Linked DNA regions of Homo sapiens: region 2 is linked to region 1. Evidence: chromatin loops called from intact Hi-C (ENCODE). Cell type or tissue: endothelial cell of umbilical vein. All regions are shown on one strand.

Region 1 (8,000 bases):
CCCGAAGAGATGGCGTCTTTCAACCACCTCTGTTACTCTGCCAGTGATCTGAGAACAAAAGGCCCTCTTGGGCTAAAAAGAACAAGTTACGGAGTCAGAAGCGGGTATTAGGGAAGGGAAAGTGAGCCAATCCCTGGGGCTCACCAGGAACAATTAATTTGTTTAGTTCTAACTAACCCATGGGTTTACCTTGAATGAAAGTTAGCATTATATTGAACTTACTCCGAGTCATTTTATTTACATTTTCCTTTCTATATCATTTCGAATTGGGAAAAATTAGATTTTGTTAATTTTAGCTCCTTGGGCAAAAGGCACCGCATTCATTCCCAGCATTATCATTCCCAACACTTCGCATAGTATTAGATCACTTTCCTATAATCACTTCATTCTCTTTTATGAGACTTGAGGTTTAATTGGAGGTTCCAATAAGAGACTTTATGTGTTTAATGGATTTTGGTATAATAATCAGAGTCTGAAATGCTAGTCAGAAGGCCAGTTGACTTCTAATGAGGCTGCACTTGGGAGAAAAGGGTTTTAAAGATACTACAAGTCTATGCTGTAGAAGTAGACATGCAAATGTTTAGGGAAAGATGTAAAGTGTCTTGTTACTTCTAAATCACAGGCATGTGTACTCCAAAACCTATTGTTAGACTGGGTTAACTGGTGAAAAACATTCAAATTGATGAGTGGGCAGTTCAACTTTTGAGAGGGACTCAGTGAAAATAGTAACGGGACACTCGGATGCATTCTCCTGTTGGCCACTTCTGGAGGCTTCAGGGATTGGGCTCACCCTCCTTTCGCTGGTAACCCCTCGTGACCCCTCGGCCTGGGCTTCTCTTCCTCCTGCACGCTCCCCTGCAGAGTGGAACACAGACTTTCCAGCCCTCCTAACTGCAACCCTTCCTTACCGTCTCCAAAACATGCACCTGCTCACTTCTTTTTAATTATTACTTAAGGAATTTTTCAACTGGACACGCTAAGGAAAATGGGATTACAAAATAAACAAGAAATGAGGAAATTGAATATTATGGGAAATCTTATATTTATAGCTATATCAAAGCAATTTCCCTAGGAAATTTTATGGTATATTGCTGGCTAGGCATTTTCTTACTTTCCCATTACTCGTGGGAATATTTTAAACAGAAGACAAGCACTCTTACCATGGAGCTATATTAAACTTAATATATTTAAATACTACATATTGCATATCTCAAATATTACGTGTTTTGCCTACACATGGAAACTAATTTTTAAGTGGCCTCACCCACAACCAAGGACTCTCTGCCCTTCCCAAGGTGGAAATGTGAGAGATGGATCTTCCCTGCTTCTCCCTCCAGGCCACAAGCTTTTTTTTGTTTGTTTTTGTTTTGTTTCGTTTTGTTTTGTTTTTTGAGGCAGAGCCTTGCTCTGTTGCCCAGGCTGGAGTGCAGTGGCACAATCTCGGCTCACTGCAACCTCCACCTCCCGGGTTCAAGTGATTCTCCCGCCTCAAGCTCCTAAGTAGCTGGGATTACAGGTACGTGCCACCACACCCGGCTAATTTTTGTAGTTTTAGTAGAGACAGGGTTTCACCGTGTTGGTCAGGCTGGTCTTGAGCTCCTAACCTCATGATCTACCCGCCTCAGCCTCCCAAAGTGCTGGAATTAGAGGCGTGAGCCACTGCGCCTGGCCCACGAGCTTTTGACCCTGGAACTGCATGGATAGTCTTTGCCTTTCACCAAAGTGTAAGTGATGCTAACCACACTCGGTGATCAGTGGTTCTCAAATTGGAATGTGCATGACAGACAGCTAAGGCACACAGTAGGAATTTAGATTCTTGGTCACCAATCCTACAAATGGATTCAGCAGGCCTGAGAGGGGCTCAGGAACCTGAATCTGCATTTGTGCCCACCTCCTAACTCCTGGGTGATTCTAAGGACTACTCTTGAACTCTAGATCCTGCCTGGAGAAGCAGGGTGCCCTGCCCTATCTGCATTGGACACTTGGGGCCACAGCTGCTGCCCTGTGAGGTATGAATTAGTCTCTGGGTTACTCCCTGGGGCCCCATTTATTCCATAACTGCTTGAATTCTCTGAAGTCAAGCTTTGAGCTTAAGGTTGAAGAATTCTTCCCTAAGTATAATCTCCAAAGCTTCCTCTCCATGAGCTGCAGGACATCCTGTATTAATTGGGAACATTAATTAAGCTCCTTTACTTATCCTGGAAGGTCTCTATTGTTTCAATAAGTTGTTCAATTTGCCAGCCACATTAGCTCATAATTTCAGGATATGGACTCAGTTTCTTCTTAATCTGTTGCTCTAGTGGTTCCCGAACTTAGATGGGGACAAGAATTACTGCAGAGCTTATTAAACAAAGGGTGCCAAGCTCACCCAAGGCTTACACAGCCAAAATCTCTGGTGTCTGTGCTAGAGATTTTGGGATTCTGTGTTTGACAAGCCCTACTGGGGTTCAGATACCAAACATTTAGAATTGTTGCATAATCCAGTTATTCTCAAATGTCAGGATGTATCAGGATCACCAAGGGGACTTGTTTAACAACATCACTGGGCCCTACCTCTCAGGTGTCTGGTTCGGCAGATTTGGTTGGCGTCTGAGAGTTGACATTTCTATCAAGTTCCCAAGTGACATCGTTATTTGTGGACCAGGGCCTACACGTAGAGAACCACTGACTAAGCTAGTATCTGGGCCCAGGCTGCACTTACAGCCATGTGTCACCATCAAACCAAACATATGGTGGCTTTAAAGCAGCTTCTTATCAAAACAAACACTTCCACTGAGCCCCACTAAATTCCTGCTTTTAGGCTGGGAGGGCCTTTTGTTCTCAGATCACTGGCAGAGTAGCAGAGGTGGATGAAACATGCTATCTCTCCAGGTTCTTTGTGGTCTCTCCCCATAACTCACCTGGAGAGTGGCCCTGACACTGCAAAATGACCTTGGCCATAGCAATAGTAGACCCAAGTGGAGTGCTGTCCCTCACTCTTCACTAGTTATATCACGTTGTTCAGTTCTGGCGTAGCACATCGGGCAGTTCTTGCTCCTGCCTTTTGATCACGCACAAACACTTCCCCAAGACTGAACCCCTCCTCAAATTTCATTTCTCCCCACCTCAATAGAACTCGTAAAGCACTATTTGGTAATGTCGGTTTTCCAGGCTGTTTCTGGAAAGATGGAGAAGAGAATATATCAAACGCTGCACTACACAACACTTCATCAAAATCTCCACCTTAGTTGTCTCCTTCTCTCTTGTCCTCCCTGCCTCCCACCAGTTTTTCTCTTGATCTCTTTCCTCCTCTGATTATGTAGAATAATTTAGGTGTCCTCCCCCCTTCCAATTTGCATCCACCCACCTGAATCAATTTAACACCCCCATCTTCCTTCAGCAACTAGGGGATCTTCTTTGGGATCCTTCCTCCTTAGACATTAGGAGAGGATTGTAAAAATATATCCTTTCCCATCCCCACTCCACCTTGACACCAACTCCAACAGTGGGAGCAAAGAGGTTCTCTTTAGGGGAGAATATTTGCCTTTATGGAGCATGTGATCCACCCCTCTGTGATCCCCTTCTTTCTCCAAGCAAAATGAGACAGGCACAGCTGGGAGATAGAAATCTCCCTTCTATGTGGGGCTTATGAGGTTGACATGCATCCCCATCTTTCCTGTAGGAGAATGCACTTGCCCATGCAATATGGATACTTGGAGCCTTTGGGTCAGGGCAGGGGAGTGAGAGAGAGAGAGGTGGGGAGGTGGAGGGTTCACTTAGAGTGGAGTCTTCAAATGCTTTGAGAGGCTTAGAGCCACCCAAAGCTATGTCTCCCTCATCACCCTCGGGTTCACACTACCCCCGTACATAGACCCTCTCCTCAGCCACCCTCACTGGGGTTCTTGGCATGGCAGCCTGCCCCCCATGTTGAGTTATCCCAACAGCCACAAAGTGTTTAGAGCTTCTTCTGAGTCTCCTGCAGCAGCACAGAGTTTCATGACACAGCATGGAATGACTCAGCAAAGTCAAATGAGGGCAGAGAAGACAATCAGAGGGAATTACAACACTTTGAGTAGAATGATGAGAAAAGGCCCTTATTAAAGAGCACGCACGAAGTTCAGACTGCCAAACACTGTAGTGCCATCTGCCGGCTGAGGGCCCTCTTGCATAGGCCCCCATTCTTGAAGCTATTCTCCACGCCCCGAGCCATGGCCAGGATCTCTGAGACCACTGGAGATACTTTCGCTGTCTGTGTGACCTAGATTTCAAAAGAGGTCGTTCTATGAGTCTGTCATGCTCTAATGGAACCTCTCTCTGTCCTTGAGGAACTTGGATGATCTAAAACTCAGAGGGATCTAAAACTGTTGAAAGGCATTGAAGGTGTTGAAATGAAAGAAAGAAAATATACTAAACCTAGCAGCTAAAATATGTCCTTTGGATGTTTTGTATGTGCCTAAAATTCTTCAAGATACCATAAAATGGTCACCAACTACACTATTAATGTCATTGTGTAAATGATCATTGTCCTTCTCATGCCCCTAATTGTTAAAGACCACCAGCTGCAATCCAGCTCCTTGGTGGACAGGCATAACCGCGGACTTTGGATTACATCCCCTCTATTTCTTCTGCCCTATATTTATAGACATAAGTGATCCTTAAATTTGCTAATGAAGATGGATCCTAGTTTCAGTGAGATCAACGTTGCTGGCTGATTATTTATCAATACATTTTAACCAGGAATTGCTTCCAGAATCATAAAGGCAGCAGAAATCCAGGCATGTATTTGGAATTTGTCTTTAAATTCTAATACCTTTGTCTAAAGACTTTACTGCTACATCCATTTCTCTACTAGATGAGCAAAATACTTTTCCCTGGACACTAAGGTTAACTTCTGCTTTTTCATCTCCTAGAAGTGTTAGCCATTTGGACCTTTGTTTAACAGCTTCTTTGAAGCGTTATGCTCTGACAGCTTGCCTGATGGATGGAGCTGTCAGCATATCCCCAGTCCAGAGATGAGGAGGACATTACCTCACCTACCCACTCTATAAATCAGATGAATAAAAATTAGTACCAAGCTAGGCCCAGGGATCCTTTCTCATTTTAGTACTCTTTGTAGATTATAATCTTCAGAATGTGCTTCAGGAAAAAAAAAAAAAAGAAAAAGACTTTAATGTTGCTTTGCTCTAAAGAATTAGCATTGATTTACTCTACAAAATAACTGCTCATGGCTAAGATATTTGAAAAAATTAGTACTATGTGCACAAACCTGTCCTCTGTGACCTGCAATCATAACTTTAGGGGTTGGAGGTCTGATCTGAAGTGCAGAGAGGGAGATATTAGCAGAAATGTCAATACCCAAGGGGGACTGGGCAGAGTGGGCAGGGCAGAGATGAGATGCCAAAGTGAGGCAACCAGAGGCACTCAGGAGAGGTATCAAGGAGAAAAGAAAGCCTTTCCTCACCCATCAGAGACAATTACTTCTGTGGTTTCCAGGACGTTTCTTTACAGATCTACCTACATCTTTACATGTCGGTTTTCCCTGGTAGCCCCTGAACCCCTTGACGTTAGGAACTGAGACTCATTCATCTTTGTGTCCCCAGGTTCCCAGCCCTAGGTCCCATGGCCGGCATTCAGTGTAAGATCTATGAGTGAATGAATGGGATCAGGTACTTTAGCAAAATAACTAGGGTAACTCTGGATGAGAAGAGAACGACATAGTCTGGCAGAGGTATGTAGAAAAAAAATACCCAGAGTATGAATATGTAAAAAGGAATTGTGGGAAGTAAACGGCAGCAATAAACATGTGATCTCATACTTCATTCTTAGCTGAGAAAACAGAATTCTTACGCTGCAGACACATGATGCTGTGTTATAGACCTCAAGTTCTTCACTGGGGAAGAAATCAGCAGTTAGACTGTGTGTTTTCCTAGGTCACCACTTTGCCCTGCTCCAAGTTGACACAGAACTGGTATTCGCTCCCATTTCCCTGATGACCGTTGTGTCTCCCTTGGGACTTGGGGTAGTTTTAAATCAACCATGGAGTGGTTTCCAGTTCTGGCCCCACCGTGTTCATGTTACTGAAGTTTCAGGGTTTCAGCTTTCACCATCTGTAAAATTTAAATGGCAACACTATGCCTTGGCTGCTAAGCAGGACTAGAATAAAAAGTAAGATGTTGTCAGGAAAGCCTGTAAGGCGTTTGCATGGCACAGGGGTAAAAATAGCCAAAAGGCAGATAAATGCAGTCAAATATTTTGTCATTTGCTTTGCCTTAAAATTTTCACTACTCTTCATGAAAATGAAAAGATGTCCTTTTGCAGGGTGACAGCTGCTGTTGGTTGCAGGAAGCTGCTGTCTGCTACTGATAAACAAATGACAACTTCCCCTGAATGGGTCCATATATTGCCGGAAGCAGATTTATGATTAAATTTTTGCTGGCCTTTTTTTTTTTTTGACCACGGAAAAAGATTTGGCTGGAGTGAGTATATTTCCCTCTTGACCAAATCCTTTGGTGTTTTGAAAACTTTCCAAGTGAGAAAATGAACCCTTTTACCCAGCTTGAGTCAGATGCTCAAAACACAAGATAAAAATAGCTTCTTGGGAAGCTGTCACACTGCTTTGCTCTGCCCCCAGGATGGTTAACCCATTCACAGGGCCTTCAGCGCAGTGAGTGAGCTCCCCCGGCTTTTGTTAGAGATGGTCCTTCTCACTTTTCATTTAGGATGTCCTTGTTACGACCCATGTGAAGTCACCTGTGATTATGAACAGGAAACTTGAGGGTGAGCCAAATGTCAAAGAGCTCTTTCCAAACCATCTGCACTGAGGTGCTTTCCTTGTGGAAGGGATCAGTTTTTGGGCTTAACTCTTCCTATTTCTAATAGTAGTTTATGGTTTGACTTCTCTCTCCTAGACAATTTAATAAATCTGATTAATCATTATGTCAATTTTAATAAGAAAAATGGCATGGTTGATATTAAAAGTTAACAGTCAATGAATATATTTCAGGCACCTTATATGCATATATAAACATCATTCTATTTAGTCCTCATACAGGATTCATGAAATAGATGCTATCGGCAGTCTCTCCATTTTACAGATGGGGGAAGTGAGACTTGCCCAAAATCTCGTAGCTCAAAAACGACAGGCAAGAGATTAAACTCAGAGCTGTCTGTCCAGAGTCGGAGCGCTTAGCCAGTGTGTCCTGCCAAGCGAGTGATGCTGGGCATGGCATCCTCTGGCCCATCAGTACTGCAATTCCAGATTCCAGTCTCCCGGAGCAGAACCCTTCAGGTTTTTTTTGTTGTTGTTTTTTTTAAGACAAGGTCTCACTCTGTCACCCAGGCTGGAGTGCAGTGACACAATCTCAGCTCACTGCAACCTCTGCCTCCTGGGTTCAAGTAACTCTCCTACCTCAGCCCCCCAAGTAGCTGGGACTATAGGCACGTGCCACCATGCCCAGCTAACCTTTGTATTTTTAGTAGAGATGGGGTTTTGCTATGTTGGCCAGGCTGGTCTCAAACGCCTGACCTCAAGTGATCCACCCGCCTCAGCCTCCCAAAGTGCTGGGATTCCAGGTGTAAGCCACCGTGCCCGGCCCAGGTCTGAATTTCAAACAGATGATTCAAGGCTGGGGCTTGAATGAATGCCAAGGCCTTAACTGCAGGTTGCAATAAGTATGAGGTTCAGGTGGCCAACAGTCTAGCACCCAGTGGCAAGACTCATTACTGCCTTGAGGAATAACAGTCATTAAGACAAATGTAGGCCTGGGAGTCAGCATTGCTGGGTTGGCGTTAATCTTGTTTGTTTGGAAATCTGTAATGCATTTTGGATACCCATACAACATCTCTGGGGCTTAATTTCTTTTTGAAGTTGAGAACTGGGGGTAAATGAGGATTAATCATGTAACTTAATGGTCAGGAAATTTACAATCCAGTAAAGGAATTAAAGTGCCCGAATCTTGTTATGAGCCACAGGGTCATAATGAACTGGGATGCAGGGTAATTTTTCTCAGGTATCTCCCAGT
Region 2 (8,000 bases), 68 kb before region 1:
TATAGCACTTGGCATTTCACAAGAATGTTGCACCTTCATTTCTTCCCCTGCGGCATTTTGCTCACATCTGGAAACATAAAATGTTCAAAAGCAAATGCAATGCTGTTTTAAAGAATGGGGTTGTTCAGGGTCACTTTCTCCATCTCTTATCAGGTGAGTGTGGCCCTCCCTACCTTTCTCTAGGTAACCATGGGTGGTCCTTACTGCAGGATCAGTCCCTGAAGTGACCAGCAGTTACGATGCCTGCTGTGTGTGTGTGTTGAGATGGGTGTGATTTCAGAGCATTGCCTCACACTGTGGTATGTGACGCTTTCAGATCTGCACCCCTGCTGCATCGTCTCATGCTTTGTAGGGAGCTGCTACACGGAGTCATTGTTGGGAGGTGCCATCAGAGTCTGCATTAAAGTGTGTGCTTTCAAAACTGAGACGAAAAGGCAGAAGAACTTTGAAAGTCCTGATTGGTTTTCATTTATGGTAACTAATGTACAGTGTGTGATTGGTAATGTGAACATGTTTATATAGATATGTGACTGAGTCACAGCATTCTTATGTGGGAAAGCTACACTTTGCCCCTGTTTTCCAAAAGATGTGGGACAAATAAAGCAATAAAAAGAATTGATTGGGTTAGGTGCAATGGCTCACACCTATAGTCCCGGCACTTTAGGAGGCCAAGGCAGACAGATCGCTTGAGCCTAGGAGTTAGAAACCAGCCTGGCCAACGTGGAGAAAACCCATCTCTACAAAAAAATACAAAAAATTAGCTGGGTGTGGTGGTGTGCGCCTGTGGTCCCAGCTACTCAAGAGGCTAAGGCAGGAGAATTGCTTGAGCCTGGGAGATTGAGGCTGCAATGAGCTGTGACTGTGCCACTGTACTCCAGCCAAGGTGACAGAGTGAGACCCTGTCTCAAAAAAGAAAAAAAAAATAGATTGCACATTAGGTTGACTTAATACGTTCTAAAACACAATGAAAAAATCCATACAAACTTCAATATGAACCTTTCACTTATTTAGCAATTTGTCATAAACTGGGTAGATATAGTAGTTGAAACTCAATTCTTAGACAGCAGTGACCTTTCTGGGGACAAGGCCAGCACTTGTACAGGTGACAAAACTGAGGCCAGAGTACTTACGTAACTTGCCCAGAGTCCTACAGCCAGCCCGTGTTGGATTGGAGATTCAGCCCAATCTGTACTATTAGCGAAACAGTACACTGCTGGAATTGAAGGCTGGTTTAAAAAGACTGGAGTTCTTACCCTCAAGGAGCTTTTCATCTAATTGGAAATGGTAGGATTCCTGGGACCAGGTGTCCACAAAGCATGTGAATGTCACCTGCCCAACTCTCTGGCTGCAGCCTTTGGTGTTCATGTTTTCCCAACTATATTCAAGTCAGATCATCTTCTGAAACTGGTACCACCAACCAGATCTAGCTTCTTTGTACTTGAGCGTGACCCCAAATTAGAAACAGACTCTCCTCACATATTCTTACTTTCTCTGGTGTCTGTGCTTGCTGATAGATTGAGCGTGCCTGCCCCAGCCCTGTCCAGCACTCTTGCGTGCCATAGATTCTGTACCAGGGTTTATCGAATAGCTCAGTAAACCAATCCAGGATGGGCTCAGGAGTGGCCCAGGGCCGAGTTCAACGCTATTGCCTCTAACAAATAGGCCTATGATTTTGATTTACTAGAAAATGCTGTTGATTCTGATGAAATCCAAGTTAGCACTTTGTGACTTTCTTATCGTGGCCATGGTTCCGGCGCTTGTTTGAAATATGGTTCCTTGAAAAGGTAGAATATTTTAAAGAGTGTGTTTCATGCAACGTAAATTGTGAATTCCTTTAGCCACCTCCTCTCTTTAGAAATAGTACTCACACATATTTTAAACATAAATTGACAAAGATGGCAGAGACCTCATCTTCCCTGTAGCAAATTGAACCAGACTGATTGAGGATTTATTGCCTAATTATACTTGTCAGCCTGACATAATAGTCATTAGTTCTAGAAAAATATGTTTGTCATACCAGGATTATCTCTAATTAATACAGTCAATATCTAGCATATACTTAAAGCCAAACAGAATAGTGGGGTCCAAAAAAATGTTATGGACTGCAGGGAACTGCTCTAAATACAGGTTCATATTTGAAGGGAGAAAGTGCCATGTTTTATATACATCATTTTCTCTTCTTTAAATCCAGTGAAATCAGTGCTACTGACATTGACTCCCTTTATTGATGAATTATAAAGGTAGTAGTTGAAAGATCAGAGAGGTTATGGTTGGTGAGTAGCTGAACTCAGATTCAAACCTGGTCCAGTGTGTTGTTTTTTTCAGCATCAGAGTCCACTAGCCAAGTTGATCTCTGCAGTATCTACATGTGGTTATTCCATTTTTCTAAAGTACATGTAAAGTTTGAGCTCAGCAGAATAAAACCAGGTAGTCATATTGAGAAAGCCAGTTTGATATAAATGTTTCTTCTGCCCGATGTTTAAGCATTTGCTGGATTATCAGTGGCTACTGCAGTGAGGTGATGCAATTTTAGATGCAGTTAGTATCATGCCTCACGGGATAATTAGTACCTGCCCATATACGTTTGATACCCTCTAGTCCTCACCCTGCTCTGCCCCGACATCACAGTGTGCACAGTGCTCGAGATGGTAAAATCATTCAGCAGTTATTTCCAGGCTGCCGCACGCTCGCTGTAAACTCATTCATTTGCTCATAAATGTGCAGCTTTCTGCCATAAACATAAATATCAGAAGTTGTTTCTGAATAACAAAGGTTCAACTCATTGGCCCCACTCAGACCTACCCCCAAACAGTTTTATTATTATGTTTTCCCATACCGATTAAAATGTTTCTACAGCAATACACCTTGACATAGAAAGTTTGTATTTCATAACCAGAGCCACTGTGAGAGGTCAGTATAGTTATTTTTCCAATTTCGTTTGGCCCTTTCTGTGGTAGTCATTTTGTATAGTTGTTTATTTAGATTTTATAGTGGACTGAAATATTAAATTACCAATTAGATTTAACAGTTAAAGTGGCTGAAAATAAACTTGCCTAAAACACACATCATCATCTGCAGGGGAGCCGATACTTAGTCTGCGATGCCATATTAAATACTGCCATGTTGTGGCCATCATTCAGAAGGCTGTTGAGAACACAAGCGTACATTACGTTTCTTGGTAGAACCTAGAAGACAAAGAGGTCACTAGCTGTCCCAATAGAGCGTTCAGGACGTTTCCTAGCCCTGCTCCCATCGGGCAGGCTGTTAGAGAACCTCTGACTTCTTCACAGAGAGCAGATCGCGTGAGCCCAGGCAGAGTGAGGAGATGCATGCTCATCCCAGAGCACATCCAGCCCCAGGGACTCTTTCTTCCCAGGCATTTTGCGGGGACCTGAAAGGCAAGTGCAGTGGGCAGCCTCAGAGAAGAGCACCACGTTCAGATATGTGGTGCAGAGCTCTTCAGAGCAGCTTGGTATCTAGAAAACGTTGCTTCAGCATACAAGCCACACCAGATCTCTGGCCCTCTATTTTTGAGAGGCAGAAACAACCCTAATTATATCTACACACAAAGAAGACTATGCAGAGTGTGCTCATTTCAAAAACATTCATTTGATTTAGCCAGACTATTGTGTGGCCCAGGAACAATAACTGCAGTTCTATAATAGTCAACTTCCGGGATGTCTAGACAAGAGGGATATTAAACTCCTGAGTCATTTGGTACTAAGAAAGACTTCATAATAGAAAAATTGGTGTCCTTTGAAGAAAAAGAATTTCATTTTATTTGAAATGCAGATGCGAGCATGCACATGTATGTGCGTGCATGCATACACACACGCATGCACACCGCATTCCCTTAAATGAGGCAGACTCTAGTAAGGCATACCTCTTGGTATACAAAGGCAGACCTAGTAAGGCATACCTCTTTGGTATACATCATACATGTAGTTTGCAAAGCAGCCTCATAGTTTCTAACATACATGGTGATTTTCTTCTTCTGCCTTCCTAGTGTCCCCTCTATTCTTGCTCTAAATGTATTAAGGACTACAAAAATGTCCATGTGACACACTTGGTGGCCTTTGTCTTCTCTGGCAATACTTTGAATGATTCACAGATACTTTTTGTAGTCTATAATCATTTTAAATATTAATACAAAATTTTCTTCACATCTCAGTCTTCTAACCAGAGATTATCACAATAAAAATGCATATTTGCTTTAAACACAAACAACCTCTTAACATACATTCAGGAGCACATAACACTTCCATTAGAAACATAGACCCTGCTCTGTGTAGAGACACTGCTGCCTGCCATGGTAGACACACCTGTTCCGTTCTCTTGGGTGTAGGTAAGACGTACACACAGATAACCGTAGTGTCTTGGGTGATGAGTCACATAAGATTTTTTAAAAAGTGCTCTGGTACCAGTAGGCCTTGTAAGCTGATTGTTTCAGTTGTCTTTTGTTGTGTAGAAAACTACCACAGAATTTAGTGAGTTCACAAAAACCTTCTGTTTTATTCATTATTTTGTGGGTCAGGAATCTGGGAAGGGCACCACTGAGTAGTCAGTCTCTGGTCCACATCTGGGGCAGCTGGAGCTGGAGGATCCACTCTCACAGAGGCTTCTCCATGCACATGTCTGCATCTTGGTGCTCCCAGGCCTCCCTATCCCCATGTGGCATTTCATTCTCCAGGCCCTCTCCCTGTGGCTTTGGCTTCTTGGAGCCTAGTGGCATGTACGTAGTCAGGCTTCTTGCCCACAGCTGGGAACCCCCAGAGCGGCAAATGGAAGCTGCAAGCCTTTCCTGACCTAGTATCAGAAGTCCCATGTGTCACATCCACGGCATTCTCTTGGTCATTGAGCAAGCTACTGAAGCCAGCCCAGATGCCAGATGATACATGATGATTGCACAAAAGCATCTTCAGGACAGAAAGTTAAGGGCTGCAAAAAAGCTGATTATAAAATTCCTTTGAGGAATAAATCAGTTTTGTAGCTACTGGCTGCCCAACAGCTACTTTGTATTTGAGGAGAAAAAGTGAAATGTTACACATTGTTTTGCATTTGATTTTTGCCTTAATACAGTGAAATCAGCCCGGCTTTGACTCCCTATTGGATTAATTATGAAGGTAATAATGCTAACTGTATGTGAACAACAGTGGCAAGAGAGGGCTCAGGGGTGACATGAAGTTTTTAAGTGTGAGTGACTGTTGTGCTATTGACTGAAATAGGAAACCCAGAAGGAGAAAATGTTTGAACCAAACCATGTAATGATGCTGTACACTGCAAGTGACAAAATGCCTAACGAAAAGCAGCCTAAAACCCTGATTTTTATTCCAGAGGTCTGGGGACAGGTAGTTCCACGTTTGATTCAGCATCTCAAAGATGTCAGGGCTCTGAGCCAACTTCTGTGAGAGTCTTTTGACCTTCCTCTCACGTTGCAAGGTGGTCTACTTCAGCTCCAAACATCATGTCATATTTTAGTGACAGAGAAGGGAAGGAGTCTCTCTCAGTGTCTCTCATCCCCAGGAGCTCCACACCAGATGTCTCCTAAGTCCCACTGGCCGAAAGTGGATACATTTCCATGCGCTAGCCTCAGAGGAGAGTGGGAGAGCTAGCGTGGATGTCGTCAGGCTTTTTCGCAGGAAGCCAGCTCAGCCAGCAGGGAAAAGGACATTAGTAAGGCAACCAACAGTGTCTGCCACAGTGATAAATCCCATTTTCTCTCTCCATACAGTTGATAAAGGCTCACTTAGCAGCCTTATAGAGCTTGAATTAAATGGGCTAAATCATAACTATAATAAATTAATATTTTCTGGATATGTGTTAGTTTCTCTATTGGCTTTCACTTTGTGGTTGAGAGCTAACACTGCTTCTTAACAAATAAAAGATTTAATTATTTATTTCCCTCATACTTTAAAATTTGGATGAAAATTCTTTGGCTGCCATTAAGACATGTTACCCATTGTTTATCCTGCAATACTGCCTTCTGTTATCATTACATTTTATATAAGTGCCTTTACGTGTGTATATGGGTTTATAAGAGGAAGAAAATTCTCTAGACGTATGAACCATGTTTGTTTTAGAGTCTGGAGACTCACAAAACTCCCTGACATTAGTTTTGAGTTGTAAGTTGAAGCAGGACAGCCAGTTCTAACTGTTCTCATCCCTGAATGGCAAAGGCTGGCAGAGCTGAGCCTGTGACACAAGCAGCATAGCTGTAAGAAAATACATATCCTCAGCTGAGAAGAAAATACTTGACTCACATCTGGTCTGGGCATCTGGGATTGCAAAGTAAGGCTTAATTTCTTCAGCTGGATAAAGCTGAAATTCTTTAATCTGTTTATCTGTAATTGCCCAGTTATATTTTAACCTAATAACATTTATACTGTAATAAAGTGGTTTTTATAGACTCAAAACATTTGAGCTGAGAGTGTCACTACTGGTACCTTTGCTAGTGAGAAGTAGGGAAGGTGAGGGGAAGACCTGAAGAAAGAAACTCTAAATCTCATCTTGTATCTGTAGCAGTTCATTCGTTCATTCATTCATTCATTCATTCATTCGTTTGACATTCATTGAATGCCTGCCACACTGTTGATGCTGGGGTGGAAAAATAAATAAGACTGAACGTGTGTTCGAGGCACATGCAGTGTTATGAGAACAGAGGTGGCGACCTGCGTTCTCATCACAGCTGCCCAATAGAGAAGTGAATATAGGAAATCATTATTGTCTACACCAGCAGTCCCCAGCCATTTTGGCACCAGGGACCAGTTTTGTGAAAAACAATTTCTCCACGGACCGGGGAGGCACATGGTTTTGGGATGATTCAAGCACGTTACATTTGTTGTGTACTGTATTTCTATTATTATTTCATTGTAATATATAACTAAATAATTATATAATTCACCATAATATAGAATCAGTGGGAGCCCTGAGTTTGTTTTCCAGCAACCAGACAGTCCCATCTGGGGATGATGGGAGACAGTAACAGATCATCAGGCATTAGATTCTCATAAGGAGCGCACAGTCTAGATCCCTCACATGCGCATTCACAATAGGGTTCACGCTCCTATGAGAACCTAATGCCGCTGCTGATCTGACAGGAGGAGCTCAGGTGGCAATGATAGCAATGGGGAGCAGCTGTAAATACAGATGAAACTTCGCTTGCTCGTCTGCCACTCACCTCCTGCTGTGTGCCGTGGTTCCTAACAGGCCACAGACTGATAGCAGCCTGTGGCCCAGGGGTTGGGGACCCCTGGTGTACACAGCAAGCTGCTTGAGCTGGTTTTCTTTATGATGTTAAAGAGCTTTCTAAATTTGTGTTGATGTAGTAAGGTCACAGCATTATGTTACAGTAATTGTGTTTGAACTAAGTTATAGTGAATGCCAAGAAAAGACCCTACCTGCTCTCCTTTCTGATATTTTGGAAATAGATTCCAAAACAACTTAGGGCCTTGGAGAAACTTTTATTTCCAAAATACTGGAAATGATTGGCTCAAGTCAGTGAATCTGTCATTTACTAGAAACTCTATTTCTGAAAGTCATATTTTAAATGTTAAAAAATATTGTTGAACAATTGATACTTCTAACAAAAAGTTCAATGCCATATGTACTTGCAGACTTTTCCGTAAGACATGACCCAAGAAGGAAAGTGAAAATTGATCTCAGGTTTAAACTCTTCTTTAATTTCCCCTAACCACCTAAATCTGACTCTATTTTAGACTTTAATACATGGAAACAAGGTCATGTGAGCCCTAATTCATGTAATTGAAGGAAGTCTACACTTCCCCATTTATTGACGATGATCCTGCTGGTGGCCTTAGGCGCCCTGGTTTTTACTGCCACCAAATCCCAGTCCTGGCTTTAGTCTCATCTTTTCAGGCCAGCCCAGCCCACGTTTCTGCTTTCCATAGGTGCAGCATGTTGGACCCCAGGGCACCAGTACTCCGGGCCTTTGTAGGGTCAGGACTCTTCTCCTGGCTTAGCATTACCAGAGGGAAATCCTT

What was found. A loop is a pair of places that touch in the nucleus more often than their neighbours do. Peaks named below come from ENCODE experiments on the same cell type or tissue, not always from the same donor. Only the 100,000 strongest peaks of a DNase experiment are listed, where the experiment ranks them.
Region 2: it touches region 1 in a loop (5-fold over the local background); 3 of 110 quality-filtered maps call a loop at or near these places.

Annotation. Positions count from the first base shown.
Region 1 is chr14:56,336,162-56,344,161 of GRCh38, forward strand. The region is part of intron 5 of LINC02284 (long intergenic non-protein coding RNA 2284); the gene reads left to right. Among named protein-coding and RNA genes, the nearest start is that of LINC02284, 29 kb to the left of the region's middle. In endothelial cell of umbilical vein, a CTCF peak has its summit at 4,125 (motif pointing left); DNase peaks (open chromatin) are centred at 4,050, 5,960 and 6,470; H3K27ac peaks cover 2,516 bases.
Region 2 is chr14:56,268,537-56,276,536 of GRCh38, forward strand. All of the region lies in intron 2 of PELI2 (pellino E3 ubiquitin protein ligase family member 2), which reads left to right. Among named protein-coding and RNA genes, the nearest start is that of LINC02284, 38 kb to the right of the region's middle. In endothelial cell of umbilical vein, no CTCF peak of the experiment used is centred here; a DNase peak (open chromatin) is centred at 3,655; H3K27ac peaks cover 3,514 bases.